Linked DNA regions of Homo sapiens: regions 2 and 3 are each linked to region 1. Evidence: read pairs that join two places in POLR2A ChIA-PET (ENCODE). Cell type or tissue: CD4-positive, alpha-beta T cell. All regions are shown on one strand. Each heading gives the region's core, and the rest is flanking DNA. Links, peaks and the distances in the headings are about the cores only.

Region 1 (8,364 bases), core at 1,529-5,528:
TCATAAATATTTAAGTATATATCTTTAAAAGTGAAGGATTCTTTTAAAAAATAACTTTTAAATTTGAATTAATTTTAGACTTGGAGGAAAGTCACAGAAATAATTTGAGAGTACCTATATACCCTGCCCCATGCAGCTTCCCCTAAAGTTAACACTTTACATAACCTTCGTACAATGATCAAAACCAGGAAATTAGCTTGGTACAATACTAGCAATTAAATGGAGGCCTTATTTTGAATTTTACCAGTAATTCCACGAATGAATGACTGAGTCGTTTTGAAAGATGTAGTTATAATGCTGTTATACCTAAAATATTTAACAATGATACCTTAATTCATTCAGCATAGCTGAGGTGCTGTTAAGAAAATTCTGATGTCTGGGTCTCACTCCGAACCGATTAGATCAAAATCTTTGAAGGGTGATAGGGTTAGGGCGGTGGGATGTTGGGTATTGGTATTTATGAAGGTGCTCTAGGTGATTCTAGTATGTAACCAGGGGAGAACCAGTGTTTTGGAGCATTCATTTAAAAATAAACTGACTTTGGCGGGCGACATGGCTCATGCCTGTAATCCCAGCACTTTCGGAGGCCAAGGCAGGTGGATTGTTTGAGCCCAGGAGTTCAAGACCAGCCTGGGCAACATGGTGAAACCCCATCTCTACAAAAAAGACCAAGAAAAAAAACAAACAGGCATGGTGGTGCGTGCCTGTAGTCCCAGCTACTTGGGAGGTGAGAAGATGGTTTGAGCTCAGGAGGCAGAGGTTGCGGTGAGCCGAGATCTCCACTCCAGTCTGGGCTACAGAGCAAGACCCTGTCTCAAAAAATAAAATAAACAGTTTAAAATTCTGTTTGAAGAACTTTGGGATTCACTTTGAATAGTCAGTAATTACCCAGGATTATTGCAAAACAGAGACCAGCACTCACAGTACTGAGCAATACCTCAGCAGCGTGCTCGGGCAGAGGAGGTGAGTGCAGTTTTGGGGCTTTCATTGGTGGCGTAATGTGTCCGTCTTATCTCTGTTGGTGAGTGTTAGCAAACTCCTGAATCATATCCGTCCGTCTATGTTCACCTCAGACCTAAGGGTTGAAATTAGTCACTTCCAAATGAGTAAAGCAGAGGATGTCATTTTGATCAAACACCAACTCTCTGATATTATTCCAGATGTTTCCTGGAAATTTGGTTGGAAAGATGAGGAAGTAACATAATGCTATGTGTTGACAAGTGAGGGAACTTAATAACCATGGAGAATATGTGTTAGTGGAAGTATATAACCGGGATCAACTAGAGGTCCCTAAGATTACAGTACCTGTGATCACTTAAGTCTGGATCAAAGGGAAACATGGCTATAACTATTTCTGATTCAGATAAAGGAAAATCAGAGAGTTAGCTCAGCTTTCCTTATGTTAAATTTGGATGATGCTCTTGAATGAAAAGCTTATGTTTATAGATTTGTGTATGTGAGGGAGAAGAACGGAGGTAATTTACTTTGCAATCAGGGAGTCTAGTGACATACCTTAACTACTAGTTTCTTTAATGGCGATAGGCTGACCCCTCAGCCAGCACTGTTGAGCAGCTATTGCAGACCCACCTAGTGGGGAGGTCCTTTGGGGGTTCCAGAGACATGTAACATGGTCCTTGCTCTTTGAGAGTTTAGCCTCGCTGAGGGAATGAAGATATACAGAACAGAAATATGAAAAAGGCACTGTTGAAGGGGAATGCTCATTTGTTATTTATAACTAAAGTTCTGTAAGAGTTAAAGATTGGGATATCCTGGAGCAGACGGGGTTTAAGCTAGGTCTTTGAAAAAAAAAAAAAAACCAGGATTTGGGAAATGAGAGGAAGAGGGGGGCATTGCTGCAGGGGAACAGCTTGACAGTCTTAGAAGAAAATTAACTTTGGGGCTTCAGGGACACTGAAGAAACTGGCCTGAGTTTCAGTGAGCTTGCTCAGAGAAATCTCTGCATTAAGAACCACAGAATGTTGGAATTGGAAGGACCTTAGAGACCCTCTGGTCCAGTGCTCTCATTATTCAGATGCAGAAATTAAAGGCTTTTACAGAAAGTAAGCACTTCGCCCAGGTCACACAGTGAGGTAGTGGCCAAAATTAAGTTAAAAGTGGATGAAGATCAAAGGGGATTTTTTGTTATGCAGGTGGTGCACTTGAACATGTTTACAGGATGAGGGGGAAGAGGCAGATGAGACAAGATCAAAGATGAAGGAGAAAGGGGGATTCTTAGAGCAAGATCCCTGAGGAGGCAAGAGTTGGAGCCTTGTGGGACATCTGTTCTGAGAGAACAGGGAGGACGCAGGCAAGTTTATGACAGGAGGGTCCCTGGCACAGATCGGTCACACCCAGCAGCTTGTATCCTCTGTGGAGAAGAGGGAGGTCATTTGTTGAGTGGTCATGGTGACTGGGTACAGTAATGAGTGCCATTAGGCATTGAGGGCTCAGCTGAGGCAGGGCAACTTGTATTTGCTCTTTGTATTTGCAGACAATTTGGCAGAATGGTTCTGAGCGTAAACTCCAGAGCCACACTGCCAAGGTTCAATCCTGGCTCCATCTCTGACTACCTGTGTGACCTCAGGCAAGTCCCTTAATTCTTCTGAGCCTCAGTTTCCTTTTCTGTTCAGTGAGAACAGAATGACATCCACCTCAGGTTTTCGTGAGGGTTCAATGAGTTATTCTTGGTACAGTTCTAGGGACCACGCCTGCCATGTAGTAGACACTGTAGTGTTAGCTCTTTGTTATTGCTTTAAATATAAATGATGACTAAGGAGAAAGGCCTATCCTAATTGCCATGAATTGGCCCATTTGAAATTACTTGATACCAGCAGCTGTCTAAATATTGCCCCATTTTAAGTTCTGCTCTTAACAACCCAAGTATAAGCACTAAATAGAGGCAAGGCAAAAAAAAAATTTTTTTTTTTTTAAGCCCACTGTGGTTTCCTTCAAACCCTGCAGGATTTCTTTCATGCCATGAATATGTAGTTTTTGGAATTTCTGTAGTGAATTTAACTGTTTATTCTGCTTTGTGGATAGCATACTCGTGCCTGGGGAACATGGGTCTTGAGAAATGTGAAGCTGGATGGTGGCAAACCATTAGTCCTTGGCTTCTAGGCTGTGGATACATGGCTGCCTCTGATTTGGGGGATTTCCTGTATATTGCCTCATTTCTAGTTAAGGATTCAAGTTGACAGACACTTAGTTTTAGGTTACATCTATCATTGAAATGTGGGGTAACTGAAAAGCCAACCAGAAAGGAGTGTGCTTCCTCCCCAGGTGTGGTTTCCCTGGGGGCGAGGGATGAGGCTGGTGGCAAATACGCAGCCCCAGGAAGATGCAGCACAGACTTTTGGAGCTTCTCTTGTCACTTCCCTGGGTCTTACTTCTGCCTCATTCTAGTTGCTGTCAGTGGGTAAATGTGTTCATAGATTAGAACAAGTTGCAGCACAGACTTTTGGAGCTTCTCTTGTCACTGCCCTGGGTCTTATTTCTGCCTCATTCTAGTTGCTGTCAGTGGGTAAATGTGTCATAGATTAGAACGCCTTTGTAACTAAGATAAAGCCACAAGCTTTATTTTGTTACAGTTCCTGTGTGCTTGCTTGAAGGCCTTGAGAGTACATTCATGATATGATTCTAGTAACTCCTGTTTTAATTCTTAGATGTGTTGATAAGCATAGTGTATTGACATAAACCAGTATGAAGCATGGAGGGGGTTCAGATGAACTGGTAAGAAAAACTTGCAATCCTTGGAAAGCCATATGATTACACAGGATTATGAAGAGGCCCTAAGGTTTCTCTAATTTAGCCCTTTCATTGTGCAAATAAAGAAACCAAGGATCTTCGAGTGTATATGGGATTTGCTGGGTATCTTTCCATTAGATAATGACTAAGATGGTATTAGAAGGTGAGTCATCTTTTCCACTGCACCATACTACTTATGTTCTGCCTCTTTGGAGTCCTTCATTTCATTTTTGGTTATTCCTTTTTTTACATGGTAGGTCCTCAACTGGTGTTTGAAGGAATGCACGAGAGTTGCCATTCATGGGCCTGCACACAGGGCTGGGCAGGGATTTCTTTCTGTCATCGGTACCGTAATGTTTAAGACCCAGCTGGAGTCATTTTCCAAGTATTTGACCTGACTTCCTGTACTGTGTGTCCTCCCAGGGAGAGAGACTGATCCAGATTAAATGAGTAGTTCCGAGTGTTGCACAGAGCATCACTGTCTGAACTGGCATTAGCATTCACTTTGAGCTCCTTTGGTTAAAAGCCTGGTTAGCGTGAGCTGTTGGCCAGGTGAAACTGTTGCTATCGCCCTGACACTGTGAACCGAATCTCCTTTAAATGACAACATTGTTAGAGTCCTGTGGCCGCTTTTAAATATATTTTGGCTTCAGTTGCTTCTTTCTTGACCTGAAATTATAAAATGAGTTGGGAGTACCTATTGCAAAGCTGCAAATTTTGACAAGAACATTGAGATGTCGGCTTCTTTTTGCTGAAATCCTGAGGCAAGACATTTCAAGAAAATTTTATGTTCCCATAGAATGTCACAAGTTACTCTGGCATCAATTCCAGGTTGAAACCTTACAGTGTAATTATAGTTTCCCCCCTTCTTGTCCTTTGGGCAACCTTTCTTTTCTGTAAGAAATACAACTGGTCCCCTGGGTGGCAGGAAATCCAGGTGGGGGAGTGGGCTGCTTCTGGTTCGGCGGACTGTAAGGTATGCTGCACAGGGCTTCCTTGGGCCTGGCCCCACACTTCCTTTGCACCAGCACTGTCCTGCCAAAAGCCAGAAATCCTGGAAGAGGGCCGAATCTAGTTTATTACTTGCCTGTTGGAAATGTAGGCTTGTGTTTTTTGGCAAGGCATGAGCAGAGCCCGGTTATTTGACTGCTCTGAGATTTAACTCCATTCCGCTTTTGGACAATGACATATGAGCATGTGTGAACAGCAGCCCCATTTCCCCCCAGTTTGCCTGCCCTAGACATGCCCTCAGACAGCTGGCTCTGCCAGCTTTCCCAGTGCCAGGTTCTAGAGCCCCTGTTCTTCTCCCTCCCCTGCTCATTTCCAGTCCACCAGAGCGGGCAGTGTCAGAGGTCCCATGCAGCCTCCTCTCTTGTGAGGAACCCCAGAGCACCTGTAGTCTCTAAGCCAACTAGCCAGTATTGAGGGCTCCTGGGTTATGGAAATGAAACCAGGGCTGGGAAAAGATATTCCCTGTCCTGTATCACTTCCAATGAAGAGAAACAAGAATTTTAGCAAATTGAACATTGCTGCAGTGCCTAGAACAATGCCTGGCATGTAGTAGATGTTGAATAAATACTTGTTTAATGAACAACTTTATATTCTTCAATTATCTCATCCTAGGGACTGATAAGTTTTCTCATTCTATCAGAGAAAATAAAGGTTATGAGGGTTGCATTAGGTAGAGTAAGCTAGGCTACAGCTGTAAGTAGACTCAAAGATGTGTAATGGATCAAATGCAACAGAAGTTTATTTGTTGCTCTTGTTCAAGGTGGGTGTTTCTGGTTAGCAGGTGACTCTCCTCCATTGAGTTCAGGGACTCAGTTTCCTTCTATCTTGTGGCTCTGCCGTCCCCAAAGACCACCTTGCTGATAGTGTCCAGTGGCAAAAGGGAAAAAAGAGTGGACTAGCACAGTTAGGAGGTTCTTACGGGCCAAACCTATGAGTGTTGCCTATGACTTCGGCTAGAACTCAATTACATGGCCACAGCTAACTCCAAAGAGGCTGGGAAATACAGTCTATTGTGTGCCCAGGGGTACACTAAATTTTGAACATCTGTGTCATCTTCGAACTTAGATTCCTAAAATGCATCTGCAGCCCAGCTTTGAGATTCAGAAGGCCTGATGCAAGGTTCCATGGTAAATTTTGCTTGGTTTAAGTCCTCCTGCCAATGAAAACCAAGTGACATTAGGAACAGATCTAACAATAAGTTAAAAAAAAATCAAGCTATAATAGTTTATATTCAATATGATTTCAACTGTGTTAAATATTCTGTTTGTTTATTTTAGAGCAGGGTTGTCCAATATTTTGGCTTCCCAGCCACATTGGAAGAATTGTCTTGGGCCACACATAAACATATTAATGCTGAGGATAGCTAATGAGCTTAAAAACAACAACAACAAAAAAAACTCATAATATTTTAAGAAAGCTTACAAATTTATATTAGGCCACACTCAAAGCTGTCCTGGACTGCATGCAGCCCACGGCCGAACAATCTTGTTTTAGAGACAGGGTCTCCCTGGTCTCCTTCTGTTGCCCAGGCTGGAGTGCAATACCACAATCATAGCTTCCGGTAGCCTCAAACTCCTGGGCTCAAGTGATCCTCCCACTTCAGCCTCTCAAGTAACCAGGACTACAGGTGTGCCACCTACCTGGCTAATTTTTAAATTTTTTTGTAGAGACAGTGTCTTGCCATATTGCCCAGGCTGGTCTTGAACTCCTGGCCTCAAGCAATCCTCCTACCCACCTCCCCAAAGTGCTGGGATTACAGGTGCGAGTCATCGTGCCTGCCTATGTTAAATATTCTTAATAAATGATTAGACAGAAGGTAACATGACAGTGACTTAATTGTGGTTGCCCTTTAGAGATGAGATTATCAGTGGTATTTTGTTTTAGCCTGCTTCTGTTTTTCTGTATTTTACAAGATTTCTATCTTGAACATGCATTGCTTTTTTTTTTTTTTTTTTTCAATTTGAAATACCTTTTTTTTTTTTTTTTTTTTTTTTTAAACTGATGGGTAGGCTCCATCTTCAGAGATTCTGAGCCAGTGGGTCTGGAGTAGGGCCTGGTACTTGCTCTTTTATTTTTTAATTTAATTTTTTTACAGAGAGTGTCTTGTTCTGTCACTTAGGCCAGAGTGCAGTGGCACAATCATAGCTCACTCCAGCCTCAAACTCCTAGGCTCAAGTGATCCTCCTGCCCCAGCCTCCCCAGTAGCTAGGATTACAGGTGCGTGACACTATGCCCAGCTGACTTTAATTTTTTTTTTTTTTTTTTGTAGAGACAGGGTCTCGCTAGGTTTCCCAGACTGACCTTGAACTCCTGGCCTCAAGCAGTCCTCCCACAATGGCCTCCCAAATGCCAGGATTACAGGCATGAGCCACCATACCTAGCTTCTGTTTTGTTTTGTTTTGTTTTGTTTTCTCACAGTATGTGAATCTCATAAGAGTTCCATCTCCCTGCCTGCAGCTTTTTGACTCACCAGGATAGGAATATGCCTCTGAGAACTTTTTACGCACATGCCTTTACATGTCTGCTTCATTTATGAACTAGTCAGCTCTGTGTCAGGCCCTGTTGTAGGTGTCGAGGAAATATCACTACAAAACAGACAAGAATCCCTCCTTCAGAGACCTTACATTCCATTGTGGACACAGACAATAAACACGGTAAAAAAATAAGATAGATGGCATGTAAGATGGTAAATACAAGAATAAAAAAAAAAAGTAAGGGGATATAAAATGTCAGTAGGGTAGAAATTTTACATGGGGTGACACAGAAGGCCTTCCCAGAAAGGAACTTTTAATATAAAGACCTGCTGGTCAGTACAGAGCTAGCCAGGAGACTCTTCTTTATAACTCTGTCTAGATCTGAAATTTATCAGGTTATTTGACCAATGGCAACCCCAAATCCCAAGATTCTGTTCTTTACTATCACCCTGCTCACTGTCGTGTTTATCTGAATGTTCTGAACTAGAGTCTTATTTGCTATCTCTGTTGTTAGTTGGTAGGAGACTTGCAGATCTATACTCCTTTTAAAAACATCTGAATTGTTTTAGATCTCAGGGACTCCCAAAGGATTTCATCAGGAGGTGTCCCTAAAGCTTGAAGCAGCATTTAATTTTCTTCTGCCCACGTTGACAGACTGACTATAGTATTATAAGACTTTAGTTGACGTCCTGGCGATCCTCCATAGTTTTCATTTACACATGAGTAGAGAGCATTTCACTTGTCTAAGGTCCTTTCACACCATTGCTGGAAACTGCCCATGACAGCCAACCTGCAGCCCAGAGCAAAAGGCATAATGAATGTGGAAGGACTCTGCAGGACCATACGGAGCTATGTAAAAGAAAGGATTATTTTGGGGGTGTAAGAGTCATTTATATCAAATGCAGCCAGACAAGGAGGGATTGCAAAATGTTATTCTGTAGAAGTATGAGCATTAGTGGCGTAATACAGCATCATTACAGTGATGGTTTCTTCCTGTATCCCAAAGTCCCCCAGCCTCCTCTCTTCCCCTTTCTACCTGGAAGTTTACGAATTCTCTCTTTGCCCTTGCTGAGACTTAGATTCTCTGGAGTCTGTCACTCACCTGCCTCTCCATCAGATATTGTAATAGTCATAG
Region 2 (8,364 bases), core at 2,982-6,981, 130 kb after region 1:
GAAGTTTATTCATTGACAAACAGTGATTGAGTGCCTACTACCCTTATGTGCCAGGCACTGCACCTAGCTCTGGGAATATGGTTATAAATAAGATTACCTATCTCTCATGAAACTAACATTCAAGTGGAGAGAGAAGACAATAAGCCAATAAACAAAAACCACGGCCTGGACTGTGACAAGATGGACTACACAGGGAAAAAAAACTGGGTGAGGTGATAGTGAGTGACTTGGGGTAGGGGTGAAGGTGGTGGGGGAAGTTCAAATGAAGAGGGGACATTTGAACTGAGACCTTAAGGATGGCAACAGGGGAAGTGGTCAGGGTAGAGAAAACAGGTCACTCTAAGACCGTTCAGCAGAAACAGAGTGACTTGTAGAGAGTTGGTGTGTTCCCAGAGCCAAAGGAAGCCAGTGGGGCACAAAAGTATAAAACAAGGGTGGGCAGGAGCCAGATTATGTAGTACCTTATAGTGTATGGAGTTCAGATTCTATTCTGAAAGATTTAAGCAGTTAGTACATGATCTGATTTATGAAGAGGACATTTGCAATTAAGTAAGCATAAAAGGTTGCGTTTTAGAGAGTTGGGTTTTTTTTCAAGCAGATAAAAGCCTGTTTTGTTTGAATGGTCTATGTAATTACTGAGGCCACTATGTATAGACAAGAAAGGAGGAGCTTTATCTCTCGGTCTCTTCCTCCTTGGACAACATCTTGATGATCTCCTCCTTCTTGGCCTGGAGGCACTCGTCATGAAGTTTGCACACTTCCTTAGTCTTAGGCCAGTGGGCCTCAGCCTGGTCCACCAGGAGCTTCTTGCGGGACTTGTCTACCTTCAGCTTGCGGACAATTCCATGAGAATACGCTTGTTTTTGAACACAATCCCTTTCACCTTCTGGTACAGAGTGTAATACATGTGGCAATCAGTCTTCTTAGATTCACAGTATCTTCTAAGAAGCTGGCACAGAATCCTCATTCTCCTTATCCAGGTTACCTTCCCTGGCCTTTGGGCATTGGCTGTACCTTCTTGCTTACCTATGCCCAGGTGCCTGCCCTTCCGATGGTCCAAGGTTTTCTGGCATCAAGGAGCCTGGGAATGGACAGGCACAGGCTTGCGGATGATCAGCCCATGTTTGATCAGCTTCTGGATTTGCTGATGGGAGTTAACATTGGTCTCTGGGAGCCAACCAGACCTTCTTTTTGCCACAGCAAAAGACATTAGAGGAAAACTTCCTCTGAAGCCTGAGCATATGCATGGCTTCAGCTGCAGCAGCAAAAACAGTTTTAATATTCTCTATTTTTTAGGTAATATAACAGCTCCCTTTTCCAATAGGAAGAGAGAGTTTTTGACAATTTTGTTAATCTCCAAGGATCCTTTGAATGTTCCTAAGTCAAATGTTCTTAGCCTAGGATTTGTGGATTCCTAGAGAGTATATAGATGGGCTCCAGAGGGTCTAAGAGCCCCCTAAAATTTTGTGTATATATGCTTATACATGTTTTTCTGTGAGTGGGTCCCTAGCTTTCAACAGATTTTCTTTTCTTTTCCTTTTTAATGAGATGAGGTCTCCTACTGCCGAGGCTTGAGTACATAATCATGGCTCACTGCAGTCTCAACCTCCAGGGCTCAAGTAATCCTCCTGCCTCAGCCTCCCAAGTAACTAGGACTACAGGTGCAAACCACTATGCCTGGCTAATTTTTAAAACTTTTGGCCGGGTGCGGTAGCTCATGCCTGTAATCCCAGCGCTTTGGGAGGACAAGGCGGGCGGATCATGAGGTCAGGAGATCAAGACCATCCTGGCTAACACGGTGAAACCCCGTCTCTACTAAAAATACAAAAAATTAGCCGGGTGTGGTGGCGGGCGCCTGTAGTCTCAGCTACTCGGGAGGCTGAGGCAGGAGGATGGCGTAAACCCGGGAGCTTGCAGTGAGCTGAGATCGCACCACTGCACTCCAGTCTGGGCGACAGAGCGAGACCCTGTCTCAAAAAAATAAAAAATAAATAAATAAAACTTTTTTTCTGTAGAGATGGGGTCTTGCTTTGTTGCCCAGGCTGGTTTTGAACTCCTGGGTTCAACCATCCTCCTGCTTCAGTCTCCCAAAGTGCTGGGGTTACAGGCATGAACCACCATGCACAGCTGCAACAAACTTTCAAAGGATTTTATCACACACACAAAAAAAGTGAATAAGACCTACTTCACATTAAAGTCTTGGCTATACTTCTGGGATAGTAGCTGCTACTGTTATCTTAGGGTTCATGACACTGAACAAATTACAGTTCTAGAAAGAAGCAAGTTCTGCCTCAGAGATGACACTATGTTGGAGGAGGGCAATATTTACAGCAAAGTAGGAAGGAACTTCTTGGAAGAAAAATGTTAACCTGCGTGATGTGAGAACTAGAAGATACCTAGGAAATTACCTGGTACCATCTCACATTACATGTAAGAAAATGAAGGTCCAAAGAGGTTAAACGACTTGCCCAAGGTTGTATAGCTAGTTAGGGACTAAAAAGGAATTCCAAACAGGTCACCAACACTCAGCACAGCACTCTGTGCTCCCCATGGAAAGGTATACAAAGAAACTGGACTATTGAGCTTTAAAGTTTAATAGGAAATATGTGTTAAATTTTATTCAACTCAATTACACAAGTGCATGCTCATTCCTAAGGAACTGGAAGGAAAGAGGGAAGTAAAGGAGTTCAAAAATGTGTAAGTTCTCAGTCCTGAAGGAGATGAAAAACATGAATGTTAAGATGTACAATCAAAACAAAGTAAATAGCAGTAACACTTTTTTTTTTTTTTTTTTTTTGAGACAGTCTCGCTCTGTCACCCAGGCTGGAGTGCAGTGGCGCGATCTCAGCTCACTGAAACCTCCGTCTCACAGGTTCAAGCGATTCTCCTGCCTCAGCCTCCTGAGTAGCTGGGATTACAGGCACGCACCACCACACCTGGGTAATTTTTGTATTTTTAGTAGAGACGGGGTTTCACCATTTTGGCCAGTCTGACACCTGAGGTCAGGGGTTCGAGACCAGCCCGGCCAACACTCTATATTATCAGTCTATATCTGATCTTTCTGCAGCAGATTTGTTAAACAGACTCAATAAGTTATAAAAACTAGACAATTTTTCACTTATCAATTTGGCAGTTATTTTAAAAACCGGTAATCCCACAGTTGAGTTAACAATATGGAGAAACAGACTTTCTCATTAGCACTGGTGAGAATATAAACAGGTATAACTCTTCTGGAGGGCAGTTTGGCAATATGCTTATGAAAGTCTTTAAAAATGCATACCCAACAATTCTACTTTACGAATTTATCTTGGCCGGGTGCGGTGGCTCACACTTGTAATCCCAGCACTTTGGGAGGCCAAGGCAGGTGGATCACGAGGTCAGGAGATCGAGACCAGCCTGGCCAACATGGTGAAACCCTCTCTCTACTAAAAATACAAAAATTAGCCGGGAGTGGTGGCAGATGCCTATAATCCCAGCTACTCGGGAGGCTGAGGCAGGAGAATTGCTTGAACCCGGGAGGCAGAGGTTGCAGTGAGCCCAGTGAACCAAGATGGCTCCCCTGCACTACAGCCTGGGTGACAGAGCTAGAGCTAGACTCTGTCTCAAAAAAAAAAAAAAAGAATTTATCTTAAGGAAATGATAGTACTATTTTCAAAGACATGACTGAGGATATTAATCATAATAAATAATAGCTAGCATTTATTGAATATTACCTCATTTAATTCTCATAACTATTAATCTTCTCAGTTTACAGTTAACTTGCCAGTGGGACACAGTGGCTCACACCTGTAATCCCAGCACTTTGGGAGGCTAAGGCAGGCAGATCACTTGGGCTCAGGAGTTCGAGAACAGCCTGGGCAACGTAGCCAGGCCTCGTCTCTACAAAAAAACTTTAAAAAAATTAGCCAGGTGTGGCTGGGCATGGTGGTTCACACCTGTAAGGTAATCCCAGCACTTTGGGAGGCCGAGGAGGGTAGATCACCTGAGGTTGGGGGTTTGAGATCAGCCTGGGAGAAACCCTGTATCCACTAAAAAAATACAAAAAATTAACCAGGCATGGTGGCGCATGCCTGTAATCCCAGCTACTCGGGAGACTGAGGCAGGAGAATTGCTTGAACTCGGGAGGCAGAGGTTCAGTGAGCCGAGATCGTACCATTGCACTCCAGCCTGGGCAACAAAAGTGAAACTCTGTCTCAAAAAACAAACAAACAAAACAAAAAAAAATTAGCCAGTTGGGGAGGCACATGCTTGTAGTCCCAGCTACTCAGAGACTGAGGCAGGAGGATCACTTGAGCCCAGGAAGTCAAGGCTGCAGTGAGCTGTGATTGTGCCACTGCACTCCAGGCTGGGCAACACAGTGAAACCCTGTCTAAAATATCAAAGGATTTGGACTTTTTTCAAGGCAAGCAATGGAGGAGCCATTGAAAAATTTTTAAACAAGAAAGATCAGATTCACACTTTTCCATACAGAGAATGGTTAGGTGGGGCAGACGTAAAGCAAGACAGGAAACAACTGTACGAGTTAGAGAACCAAATGGAAAAGAGAAGACAGATACAAGATGATAAGCTAGAATCAAAAGGACCTTGCGACCAATTAGACATGAGCTATTAAGGGGAAAAGCAGTGTCAAGGGTAACTCCCAGGTTTCTGAGCAAATGAGTGGATGGTGGTGCTGCTTATTTTGGGAAGAGAAAAGGTAAGAAATTGAATTTTAAGCATGTCAAGTTCAAGGGGCCTATGGAACCTCAAGAGGAGTGAGTTATTGCATTTATCAATGTCCGAAGGTCAGAGGCAGTGTCTGGGTAAGAGACAAGGATTTTGGATTCATTCACCATATTCAGTTGTAGACATGAATGGCGGATGTGACCACAGGGAAAGTGAAGCAAAAAAAAATGTTGGCAATCAAGGGAATTATGAGGTTTAAAGAAGCTCATAGGCTGGGTGTGGTGGCTCACGCCTATAATCCCAGCACTTTGGGAGGCCAAGGCGGGTGGATCATCTGAGGTCAGGAGTTCGAGAACAGCCTGGCCAACATGGTGAAACCCTGTCTCTACTAAAAATACAAAAATTAGCTGGGCGTGGTGGCGCATGCCTGTAATCCCAGCTACTGAGGAAGCTGAGGCAGGAGAATCACTTGAACCCAGGAGGCGGAGGCTGCAATGAGCCAAGACTGCGCCATTGCACTCCAGCCTGGGCAAAAAGAGGAAAACTCCATCTAAAAAAAAAGCTCATAGGGAGACTGAGAAGGAGAAACTAGAGAAGTAGAAAAGAAAGCAGTGAAAATGGCTGTTACAGAAAGAGAGCCAAGAAAGTTTCAAGCAGGGCAAGAGTGTGTTTTTGGTGGGTTAATACCTCAGGGAAGTCCCCTAAGGTAAAGATGAAAATGTATTTCTTTGATTTAGCAATAAATTGACTGGGGAGAGAGTGGTTTTTGCTGAAGGCAGTCTTGCAAAGGCAAGATTGCAATGAGCCGAAGAAGGAGTAAGAAGGAATAAAATGGAAACTGTGAAATATAAACCACTGTTTCAAGAAGCTTGTTCAGAGAAGGAGAAAAGTCGGATAATCTTGTTAGAGGCAGATGTAGAATATTTAAACCCTACAAAAATCCTAATGACTTGCCAAGCAGTCTAAGGTTTTGTTTTGTTTTAATAAAACAATTCATAACAAATAGGGATTAGACAAATGAGAAATGAGAATTTCTTAGTTGCAATCTCAGGAGAGATTTTTACTACTTACAGCCGAAACTTTATTTTCAGTATTAGATGGAACACACACTTACAGCTCTTGTCAGGGTATTTTGACAAGTCTTTTAATAAAAGTGAAGTAAAATATGAATAATAATAGAATTGTCATTTCTAACCTCAGGTGTATTTATCTTTTAAAAGGCTGAAAATTACTTTTATAATTAAAAAAAATAGTGGTAGTAGGGAAAAAAGTAAATAAAAAGCTAAAAAGATTAGCAGTTGCTTATAATTTTTCTCAATTGTTGATTCACAACTCACCAAAAATTTAAATTTAAGTGGCAAATACCTATTTTTTTTTTTTTTTTTTTTTGAGTCTCACTCTGTCACCCAGGCTAGAGTGCAATGGCGCCATCTTGGTTCACTGCAACGTCCACCTGCCAGGCTCAAGCAATCCTCCTGCTTCAGCCTCCCAAGTAGCTAGAAGTACAGGAATGCGCCACCACACCTGGCTACTTTTTGTATTTTTAGTAGAGACTGGGTTTCACCATGTTGCCCAGGCTGGTCCCGTACTCCTGGGCTCAAGTGATCTGCCCACCTCCGCCTCCTAAAGTGCTGGGATTACAGGTGTGAGCCACCATGCCTGGCCCCTGTCTAATTTTTATTCTGCCTCCACAATTATCCTAAGGATTATGTCCAACTCTCACAAACTTCAGAATGAAATTAAATCTAATTCAGTTTAGCAAGTAAAGGTCTTACAGCACCTTTACTAGAAAGTCTATGCAGAAAGGCCAGGTGTGATGGCACATGTGTGTAGGCCTACCTACTCAGGAGGCTGAGGTGGAAGGACCACTTGAGGCCTGGAGTTCAAGACCAGGCTGGGCAACATAGTGAGACCTTTGTCTCTACCAAAAAAAATTGTTTTTTTTTAATTAGCTAGGCATGGTGGCATGCACCTATAGACCCAGCTACTGAGGAGGCTGAAGCAAGAGGATTGCTGGAGCCCAGGAGTTCCAGATTGCAGTGAGCTAAGATTGTGCCATAGCACTGTAGCCCGAGTGACAGAGAGAGACCCCATCTCCAAAGAAATAAATAAATAAATAAATAATCTGTGCAGGAATTGAAAAATTAAAGAATGGTAATAAAGATGCTGTAAAAGCCAAAAAATTATGAACAATTTCTTTTTTTTCTTTTTTTTTTTTTTTTTGAGTTGGAGTCTCACTCTGTTGCCCAGGCTGGAGTGCAACGGTGTGATCTCAGCTCACTGCAACCTCTGCTTCCCAGGTTCAAGTAATTCTCCTGTCTCAGCCTCCCAAGTAGCTGGGATTACAGGCATGTGCCACCACACCGGCTAATTTTTGTATTTTTAGTAGAGAGAGGGTTTCACCATGTTGGCCAGGCTGGTCTCGAACTGCTGACCTCAGGCGATCTACCCGGCTCAGCCTCCCAAAGGGCTGGGATTACAGGCATGAGCCCCTGCACCCGGCCGTATGAACCATTTCTTTAGGTGAGTTTTGCTTCTTTTTATCTGACCCTGAAGAAAATAATTGGAATGAATACAGTAATTCCCTTCCCCTTCCCCTTTCCCTTTCTTTTCGACAGGGTCTCACTCTGTCACCCAGGCTGGAACACAGTGGCACCTTCATGGCTCACTGCAGCCTCAACCTTCTGGACTCAAGTGGTCCTCTTGCCCTCTGAGTAGCTGGGACTACAGGCATGTGCCACCATGCCCAGCTAATTTTTGTTTGTTTGTTTGTTTTGTAGAGACAGAGTCTTGCTTTGTTGCCCAGGCTTGTCTAGAACTCCTGCACTCAAGCAATCCTCCTGCCTCGGCCTCCCAAAGTGTTGAGATTACAGGCATGAACCACTGTGCTTGGCTTCCTTTTTTTCTGATATAAATAATCTGTTTTTTAAAATTGCTGTTTTTGAAGGCCAGAGATTTTTTAATGTTTTTTTCATTTTCTGAGTAAACATATGTCTCAGTGTACTAAGTTTTTAAATTCACAGTGGCTTTCTGGACTAACAGTGACAACATTCAGTCACAACATTCATGTTTATAAATGTAAACATTTACCTTAGGAACAGTCTTTAACCAGTAACTGAACCTCTTGTTCAATGTTGGTTAAACAGCAAGATGGGATATTCTGACCAAAAAGCAGAAAACCGATTTTAATTAAAAATACTTTTAAAGTTTATGTAGTCAATTTTCTATTGTCTTGACACAAAAGATCTATACCTCTAGTTTAGGTCACTGAGTTTTAAGAATATCTCGGCTGGGCACAGTGGCTCATGCCTGTAATCCCAGCACTTTGGGAGGCTGAAGCAGGCAGATCGCAAGGTCAGGAGTTCAAGACCAGCCTGGCCAACATGGTGAAACCCCATCTCTACTAAAAATACAAAAATTAACTGGGTGTGGTGGTGGATGCCTGTAATCCCAGCTACTCGAGAGGCTGAGGCAGGATAACTGCTTGAACCCAGGAGGCCAAGGTTACAGTGACCAAGATCACACCACTGTACTCCAGCCTGGGTGACAGAGCGAGGCTCCGTCTTGGGGAAAAAAAAAAAAAAAAAATCTCAAACCACTATAGTGGTTTACTATATTTCTAGTTACTATAAAGAAACTGGAAATGTAATGGATTTGAAAATAAACTATCATCATGTCAAATCAAATACACCACAGGCA
Region 3 (8,364 bases), core at 2,695-6,694, 100 kb after region 1:
CACCACGCCTGGCTAAAGACATCTATCCTAAAGACATCTTTGGTCTTTCTCTCAATGTTCACATTTAATCAGTTGTCAAGACCTACTGATTTTCAGTCTCTCTTACCTGGAGGACATAGAGGCATAAAAGCTGGATTTGAGTTGAAAATAATGGTAAGAGGAGAAATGGGAAGTCAGTCATGTCACGTCATTAAAGAAAGTCAGAGACTACTGAAATTTCATAGCCAAAGAAGGACTTCCACTTAGTCTAGTGCATGTCTTCTGGCAAGTTAATAATGTCCCTTTTACAAAATGTTACATATTTATTCAAAGTCACACTATTCATCAGTGGTAAAAGACAGAAAATAGCTTCTAGGGAGTGTGCTTTCCACAACCCTAGAGAGCTTACCAAACATTCTGCAAATTTTAATAGGCTCCTGAAAAACACAGAACGCAAAATATTTCAAAAGATGAGAAATAATGCACCCTTTTAAACACTTAATGGGTGTGGCTGTGGAGAGTTGCCCTCACCAAAATGCCAGCCTGCCATGAAGTTACAGATGAAATGCCAGGCATGAAATAGAGAACCAAATGGTGAGGCAACAGCCTCGGCAGGACTCTAGTGAAGGGGGAGGAACCCTCGAAGCAAATGCTTGTCAACTTCCTGGGTCACCATGAAAATACAGTAAGACAGTTAAAGTATGTAATAAAATATAAAGCATGTAATAAATGCTCAGGTAATCCTCCCACCTATTGTAAATTCTAACATTTGCTAAAAAGGGAACAACTCAGTACATGATTAAATGGAGGAGCATTTTGGCTAACAGAGTAGCTCTGAACCTTAGTTACACATTAAAATCATCTGGGAGCTCTTAAATATCCAGATGTACCTCAGAATGATAAATCAGAATCTCTGAGGAATGGGCCCAGGCATCAGTATTTTTCACACGAACAAGCAGAGGTGGATCCTTTACCTTCTCCTAAAAAACTGTCACAAGGGACAGGTCACTTGGAAGGCAGTTTAAGAGAGAGCAGAGGAGAAATCTGGTGACACATGTAACACTGTGATTAATCTATTGCTTACGATGTTTTATATGTTGAAAGTCTGGAATTCTGAATATTTTATTATGTAAGAGATCCAGTTCTCCAATGTCACAGCCTCTATAATTTGAATAATAATAAAGGAGCACAACAATTCACTTATGATACCCAACAGAAGACTGCAAGGATATGCTGGGGCACAGAGCCCAATTAGGGTTTAATAAGACAGGGTTTATGGGTGAAGCAATCTAGTTTCCAATCTTTCTTCTTAAAAATCTACAAATGTTTAGGTGTAGATGTGTCAAGGAAAGATTGTTAAAGCTTGGGAGAGATAGAGTTCAGTGTTCACCGGCTTATGAATGCACGTTAAATAAATATCTCCACCCAGGAATTTCCCATTACTAACGGCTAATCACCATCACAAGGGCATACAGCCCTTTAGAATTCCTCTCTAATCCAATCCTGTAAAACTTCACTTAGGATGATGATGGAAACCAAGATTCGGGCCTCCAGCCAATCTATATTACATTAAATAAAGGACGTCACCACCCTTCTCAAGGTTGGGCCAGCAGTTATTTAAAAAAAAAAAAAAAAAGGCTGGGCACAGTGGTTCACACCTGCAATCCCAGCACTTTGGGAGGCCGAGGCAGGTGGACCATTTGAGGTCAGGAGTTCAAGACCAGCCTGACCAACATGGTGAAACCCCGTCTCTACTAAAAAATACGAAAAAATTAGCCGGGCGTGGTAGCATAGTCCCAGCTACTCGGGAGGCTGGGGAGGCTGAAGCAGGAGAATCACTTGAACTTGGGATGTGGAGGTTGCAGTGAGCCAAGATCGCACCACTGCACCCTGGCCTGGGCGACAGACTGAGACTCTGTCTCATAAAAAGAAAAAAGAAAATGAGACCAGGAGTTTGAGACTAGCCTAGGCAACATACTGAGACCCCGACTCTACTTTAAAAAAAAAAAAAACTAAAAAAAAACATCAGCCAGGTGTGCTGACAGGGGCCCGTAGTCCCAGCTACTAGTGAGGCTAAGCCTGGGAGATGGAGGTTGCTGCAAGGCTACTGGGGAGCTTGAGCCCGGGAGATAGAGGTTGCAGTGAGCTATGATTGCCACTGCACTCCAGCCTGGGCCACAGAGTGAGACCCTGTCTTAAAATATATAAAAATATAAATTAAAAAAATTTTTAAAGATGGTATTTAACCAGAGTCAGGAGTTTTCGTAACATATTAACATCCAATACAAGGAACACTAGGTTAGAAAATGCTCATTCAGCTATTTCCCTTGTACAGTGGGTCTAACTTGTGCTTCCTTCACTTACACAACAGTTTTTGAACATCTATACTGTGCAAGGCTTTTTGCTCAAGGAATCTTTGGAGGATACAATTTTAAAGCAATTTCATAAGATATCTATAAGGCTCCGTGAGATCACATAGCAAGAGTGGGAGAGAAAAATTTCAAGTGGTGACATCTAGAAGTCAACAGGAGGAGGTGAGGAGGTGGTCAATCCCACCTATGTATTTATTCTGGACGCTCTCCTACCCCAACTCCTTAGGGTGCTACACAATCTCTTTGTATTCACAAATAACCCCTGGTCAAGAGGTTTGGAGGGAGCGGCGACACCACCAGCCAGCAAACTTCTACTAATTCTGGAGGCAACTTCCTGTCAGCTGGTCCCTAAAGGCTGGTTGCTTCCTGCCAGGAGGCCACTTAGCACAGATTCATCTTTCTTCAGGAGGCAGACAGTTGCTTTTTTTTCTTTTCTTTTCTTTTCTTTTTTTTTTTTTTTTTTTTTTTTGAGCCAGGAGTCTCACTCTGATTGCCCAGGCTGGAGTGCAGTGGTGCTGATCATGGCTCACTGCAGCCTCAACCTCCCAGGCTCAGGTGATCCCCCCAGCTCAGCCTCCCGAGTAACTGGGACTACATGTGCACACCATCACGCCTGGCTAATTTCTCTATTTTTAGTAGAGCTGGAGTTTCACCATGTTGCCCAGACTGGTCTCAAACTCCTGGACTCAAGCAATTGACTCACCTCAGTCTCCCAAAGTCCTGGGATTATGGGCGTGAGCCACCGCACCTGGCCACTTGCTGATTCTCACTGTGGCACTGATTTTAGAGGGAAAGGCAGAGGGGAAGACAATTCATCTTCCCTTCAACCCCAGGTACACACAGTCCCCTGCCCCACACAAATACAAACATGAAGAATAAAAGAGGTACAGGCCTTGACAAGGTTACACTGACATTATTTCCACCCAACAGTATCTCCCACAAAGCGTTAAGGAGGGAAAATAAGAAACTCTTATTAAAATTAGTCTATCTTATTGGAAGGCCCAGTAAGGTAGGTAAATGGCATAAATTCTCAGGAGTTGGTCAATCTATGATAGTTGTAGTTGGAATGAGCTGTCTGTCTAGACCCATGGTCTTCAAGCTTTTCAGCTGACAGCCCACTTCAGAGTGACAAACTACCAGGTCTATGTCTTCCTAACAACTATTTCTCTGTCTACATGTGTTCCACCACAAACCCTAGAGAGAAATAACTGTGAAAAAAATTCTGTAAAGTGAGATATAACATCCAGATTAAAATGTAAATACAAGAGCACTGAAAATGTATGCACATGTAACAAACCTGCACATATACCCCAAATCTAAAATAATTTAAGAAAGGAAATGGACCCACAAAAACTTGTATAAAAATGTTCACAGCAGATTTATAAACAGCCAAAAAAATTAATCAACTGATGAATAGATAAACAAAATGCAGTATATCCCTACTATGGAATATTATTTAGCCATGAAAAGGAATTAATACTGATACCAGCTACAATATGGGAGAACCCCAAAAACGTTATGCTAAGGGAAAGAAACTAGATACCAAAGACCACATATTATATGAATCCATTTATATGAAATACCCAGAAAGGCTGGGTGCCGTGGCTCACACCTGTAATCCCAGCACTTTCAGAGGCCGAGGTGGGCGGATCACCTCAGGTTGGGAGTTAGGTACTAGCCTGACCATGGAGAAATCCCGTCTCTACTACAAATACAAAATTACCCGGGCGTGGTGGCACATGCCTGTAATCCCAGCTACTCAGGAGGCTGAGGCAGGAGAATCCCTTGAACCTGGGAGGTGGAGGTTGTGGTGAGCCGAGATCACGCCATTGCACTCCAGCCTGGGCAACAAGAGCGAAACTTCATCTCAAAAAAAGAAAAGAGAAAAAAAAAAAAAAAAAAAAAGAAATACCCAGAAAGGGCAAATGCATAGGGACAGGAAGTAAATCAGCAGTTGCCAGGGGCTGGGAGGAGTGGGAAATGGTGTATGACCTAATGTGCAGAGTTTGTTTTGGGGGTGATGAAAATGTCCTAGAATTAGATAGTAGTGATTACTACACAACTGTGAATATACCAAAAACCACTGCATTGCACACCTTCAAAGACGAATTTTACGACTGAAATTATATCTCAACTTTTTTTAAATGGTAAATTTGGTGGTATATTAATTGTATCTCAATAAACTGTCATTTTTAAAAAGGGCAGGCAGGCCAAGGCATGACTCCAGATGTAAAGAAACTAAAGACACAAGTAAATGTAGAACACGATCCTCAATTGGACCCTGTATGCAAGACCAAATATTTGTGTCCCCACTAAATTCTTAAATTAAAACCCTAAGTCCATTGTGATAGTATCTGAAACTGGGGCCTTTAGAGGGTAATTAGGTCATGAGGTGGAGCCCTCATGAATGGGATTCATGCTATATAAAAAGGACCCCCAGAGAGCTCTCTTTCTTGGGTATACGATGAGAAATTGGTACTCTGCAACCCAGAAGAGGGCCCTCACCAGAACCAGATCATGCTGGCACTCTGATCTCAGACTTTTAGCCTTCAGAACTATAAGAAGTCAATTTGTTATTTATAAGCTACCCAGTCTAAGGTTGTTATAGCAACCCAAGCAAACTAAGACTGTACTAGACAGTACAATGCTATGAAGAATGTCGTTGTGTCAACTTACAGGACTGAAATACACGTGTGGGCTAGTTAGAAGTATTAAATCAATGTCAGGTTTACTGGGGTTGACAACTGTACTGTGGGTAGGAAACTGTCCTTGTTCTTCGGAGACCTGCTGATGTGCTTGAGGATAGTGGGCCATGTGTACAACTTATGGTTCAGAAAAATGTATCATATATAAATATGAAGAGAGAGCAAGTAATAAAGCAAAGGGGGCAAACTGGTAATAGTAGATGCTGTTCTTTTATTTTTTTCTGTAAATTTAAAATTATTTTCAAACAAAAAGATAAAAAAGTAAATAGAATACACATAATCTGAGATCTAGAAATTCTACTTCCAATAATTTGTCTTATATAAATACCTGCCCAAGTATATTATGTGAAATACTTTTCCCTGTAACATGTTTATAACTGTAAAAAGAAACAACTTCAAAGTTAATGAGTGATAAATTGGCTAAATATATTATTATATCAATGTAGTATACCATATGGACATGTAAAAAGAAAGATGTCTATCTGATATAGAATGACTTCCAGAAATATATTCTTTTGTGAAGAGAAAAAAAGAATTGGTTTATCCCTAGAAACAAAACCAATAAAAAACTCAAGAAGCCTAGGAATGTTTGGATTTGGTTAAGAAAGAAGCTAAGCCTGTTCTATTTATTTATGAGGCCAGTTATTTGTATTTGTAATACAAATAATTTTCTCCCTTACAGCATTGATAATACAAGCTTTACTAATGAAAAAGGAAACTAATACAATCTTGTATGCCACTTACTCCTGTGGTTAACTCAAAGCATTTAAAAATAAATTTCGTAAAAACTCAAGTATAACATATATGCCAATAAGCATACACAAATCATGAATGTACAGCTCAAAGAATTTTTATAAGGTTAACACACTCATGTAATCACCATCCTGATCAAGAAATAGAAACCCACCTGTACTCCAGAAGTTGGCTTCATATGTCTTCCTACTACTAATCTCTCTCCCCAAAGGTAACCACGAACCTGACTTCTTATACCATGGCTGAGTTTTGCCTGTTTTTGAGCTCTTTTGTGTCTGAACTGTTTTGTACAAAATTATGTTCATATCTATGTTGTTGTAAGTAGCAAGAGTTTTTTCATGTTCACTTCTACCTAGTATCTCATTGAATATACAACAATGTATTTATCTATTCTTCCACTGATGGACATGTGGGTTGTTTCCAGCTTGGAGTTATTATGAATTGTGCTGCTATGAACATTCTTGTACATGTCTTTTGGTGAGCATAAGTACACATTTCTGTTGGGTATACACCTAGGAGTGGGTTTGCTAGGTTAAACGCATAAGTATGTAACACTTTAGTATAATAGATACAACCAGTTTTCCACAGTTATTCCAATTTACAATTCCAGAATCCATACATGAGGGTTCTAGTTGCTCTACACCCATGCTGATACTGGTATTTTCAAGTTTTTGTTTGTTTCTCAATTTTAGCTACTCTGATCAGTGTGTAGTGGTAATTCACTGTGGTTTCATTCAGCATTTTTTGATGACGAATATGGCTGAACACTGCTAGAAGCTTTAGTTTTTTTTAACCTTTCGCATTGAGATCTACAATTAGCCTATAATTTATTTTTGTAAGTGATGGCAAGCAAGGACCAAAATTAGTTTTCTTTTTCTTTTCATACAGATAGGCAATTGACGTAGGATCATTTATCGAAAGATCTTTCTTTCCACATTGCTGTAAAGTGCCATTTTAATCATAAATTAGTATCTACATATATGGGTCTGATTCAGGGCTCTATTCTGTTCCATTATCCATTCATTTATTCCACACTGTATATTCAATAGTGTGAATCCTACAACTTTGTTCTTCCTTAATATTACCTTGACTATTCTTGCCATTTGCACTGCCATATGAATTTTAGAATCAACTTATATAAACTTCTGTAAAAGTTTCAGGTATCTTTCTTAGATTTATTACCAGCATTTGATATTTTTTGATGCTATTATAAACAGCATCTAAACATTTCATTTTCTGATTACTGTTATATAGAAATATAGGTTTTGTATAATAACCTCACATCCAGTAATCTTACTAAATTTATGTTTACTTTGAGATGGATTCTCGCTCTGTCACCCAGGCTGGAGTGCAGTGGCATGATCTCAGCTCACTGAAAACCTCTGCCTCCCAGGTTCAAGCGATTCTCAGCTTGATGCCTCAGCCTCCTGAGTAGCTGGGGCTACAGGTGTGCACCACCAAGCCCAGCTAATTTGTGTACTTTTTTTTTTTTTTTTTTCCGTAAAGACAAGGTTTCACCATGTTTACCAGGCTAGTCTCAAACTCCTGACCTCAGGTGATCCGCCCGCCTCAGCCTCCCAAAGTGCTGGGATTACAGGCATGAGCCAACACGCCTGGCCACTACATTTATTTTTAAAGCATTATTTTTTAACTTACATAAAGTAAAATTAATGCTTTTTGGTGTACAGTTCTATGAGTTTTGACCAAATGTACACTGTAATGTAACCATCACCACAATCAAGATGCAGAACGTTTCCATCGCTCCAAAAAATTCAAAAACAAATCCTGGTCAAATCTTAAGTTACCCTAATAACAGATAAGAGAGTACATGGATAAATAAAGTCTAACGATATCCTATAAACTACAATCTAGCCAAAACTATATGACAGCTTCAGTCTCATTTCCTGGCAAATCTTTCCCCACCAAATTCAAAGCCGGTAAGAGAAATGGTAACCAAATCACAGTTCTAGAGCCATAATGTACCAATCTAATATTTAATATGTGGATTCTGAATATCTGAATGGAAAAGAACTTGTTATAAATGATATTGATGTAATAACAGTAACATCATGTACTTTTAGAAACCCAAATGAAATTACACTATAAAAATAAGTTATATTTCCCATGCAAAATAAATGGATAATGAAAACATCTGAGAGTTATTTATACAATATTATAAATTTATGAAATGCTATCATTTGGGGGGGAAATTCTGCACCCTCTGGATAATGATTATGTTAATGAATTCTGGTCTACTAATGATCACCCATGGTTTAGTTTTATCTTTTTTACTTTACCTGTGTTTCGTGGTTGTGTTTTTTCACAATTAAATGTCCAGCCTATGCTCAGAGGGATGGATGGTGATAAGTAGCCCCAAAGGGCCTAGATAATATTTTGCAATGAAACTGTCAGTGCTACCAAATATATTTCAATCCTTGAGTTACTGTATAACCAAAGTTAAGAATGAATGAACAAGGGTGGCTCTGACCATTATGGCAACTTTCCACAATGTAGTTCTTTGAAGCTGCCTCAGTCCTTCCATTACCTCCGCTATT

Evidence for each region. Peaks named below come from ENCODE experiments on the same cell type or tissue, not always from the same donor. Only the 100,000 strongest peaks of a DNase experiment are listed, where the experiment ranks them.
Region 2: POLR2A ChIA-PET joins it to region 1 with 6 read pairs; 11 of 35 experiments call an interaction of 5 or more read pairs at or near these places.
Region 3: POLR2A ChIA-PET joins it to region 1 with 5 read pairs; 9 of 35 experiments call an interaction of 5 or more read pairs at or near these places.

What each region holds. Positions count from the first base shown.
Region 1 is chr12:12,438,805-12,447,168 of GRCh38, forward strand. All of the region lies in intron 3 of BORCS5 (BLOC-1 related complex subunit 5), which reads left to right. Among named protein-coding and RNA genes, the nearest start is that of BORCS5, 86 kb to the left of the region's middle. RefSeq lists enhancers at 372-1,571, 851-1,145, 7,274-7,443. In CD4-positive, alpha-beta T cell, for the core only: no CTCF peak of the experiment used is centred there; DNase peaks (open chromatin) are centred at 3,167 and 3,917; H3K27ac peaks cover 4,000 bases.
Region 2 is chr12:12,567,530-12,575,893 of GRCh38, forward strand. It overlaps LOC107984486 (a long non-coding RNA gene), which reads right to left. Exons shown (of 3, transcript XR_001749010.1): 3 at 7,606-7,825. It also overlaps the pseudogene RPL19P17. Among named protein-coding and RNA genes, the nearest start is that of DUSP16, 8.8 kb to the left of the region's middle. In CD4-positive, alpha-beta T cell, for the core only: no CTCF peak of the experiment used is centred there; no DNase peak of the experiment used is centred there.
Region 3 is chr12:12,538,154-12,546,517 of GRCh38, forward strand. The region is part of intron 1 of DUSP16 (dual specificity phosphatase 16); the gene reads right to left. Among named protein-coding and RNA genes, the nearest start is that of DUSP16, 21 kb to the right of the region's middle. RefSeq lists a silencer at 2,828-2,877. In CD4-positive, alpha-beta T cell, for the core only: no CTCF peak of the experiment used is centred there; no DNase peak of the experiment used is centred there.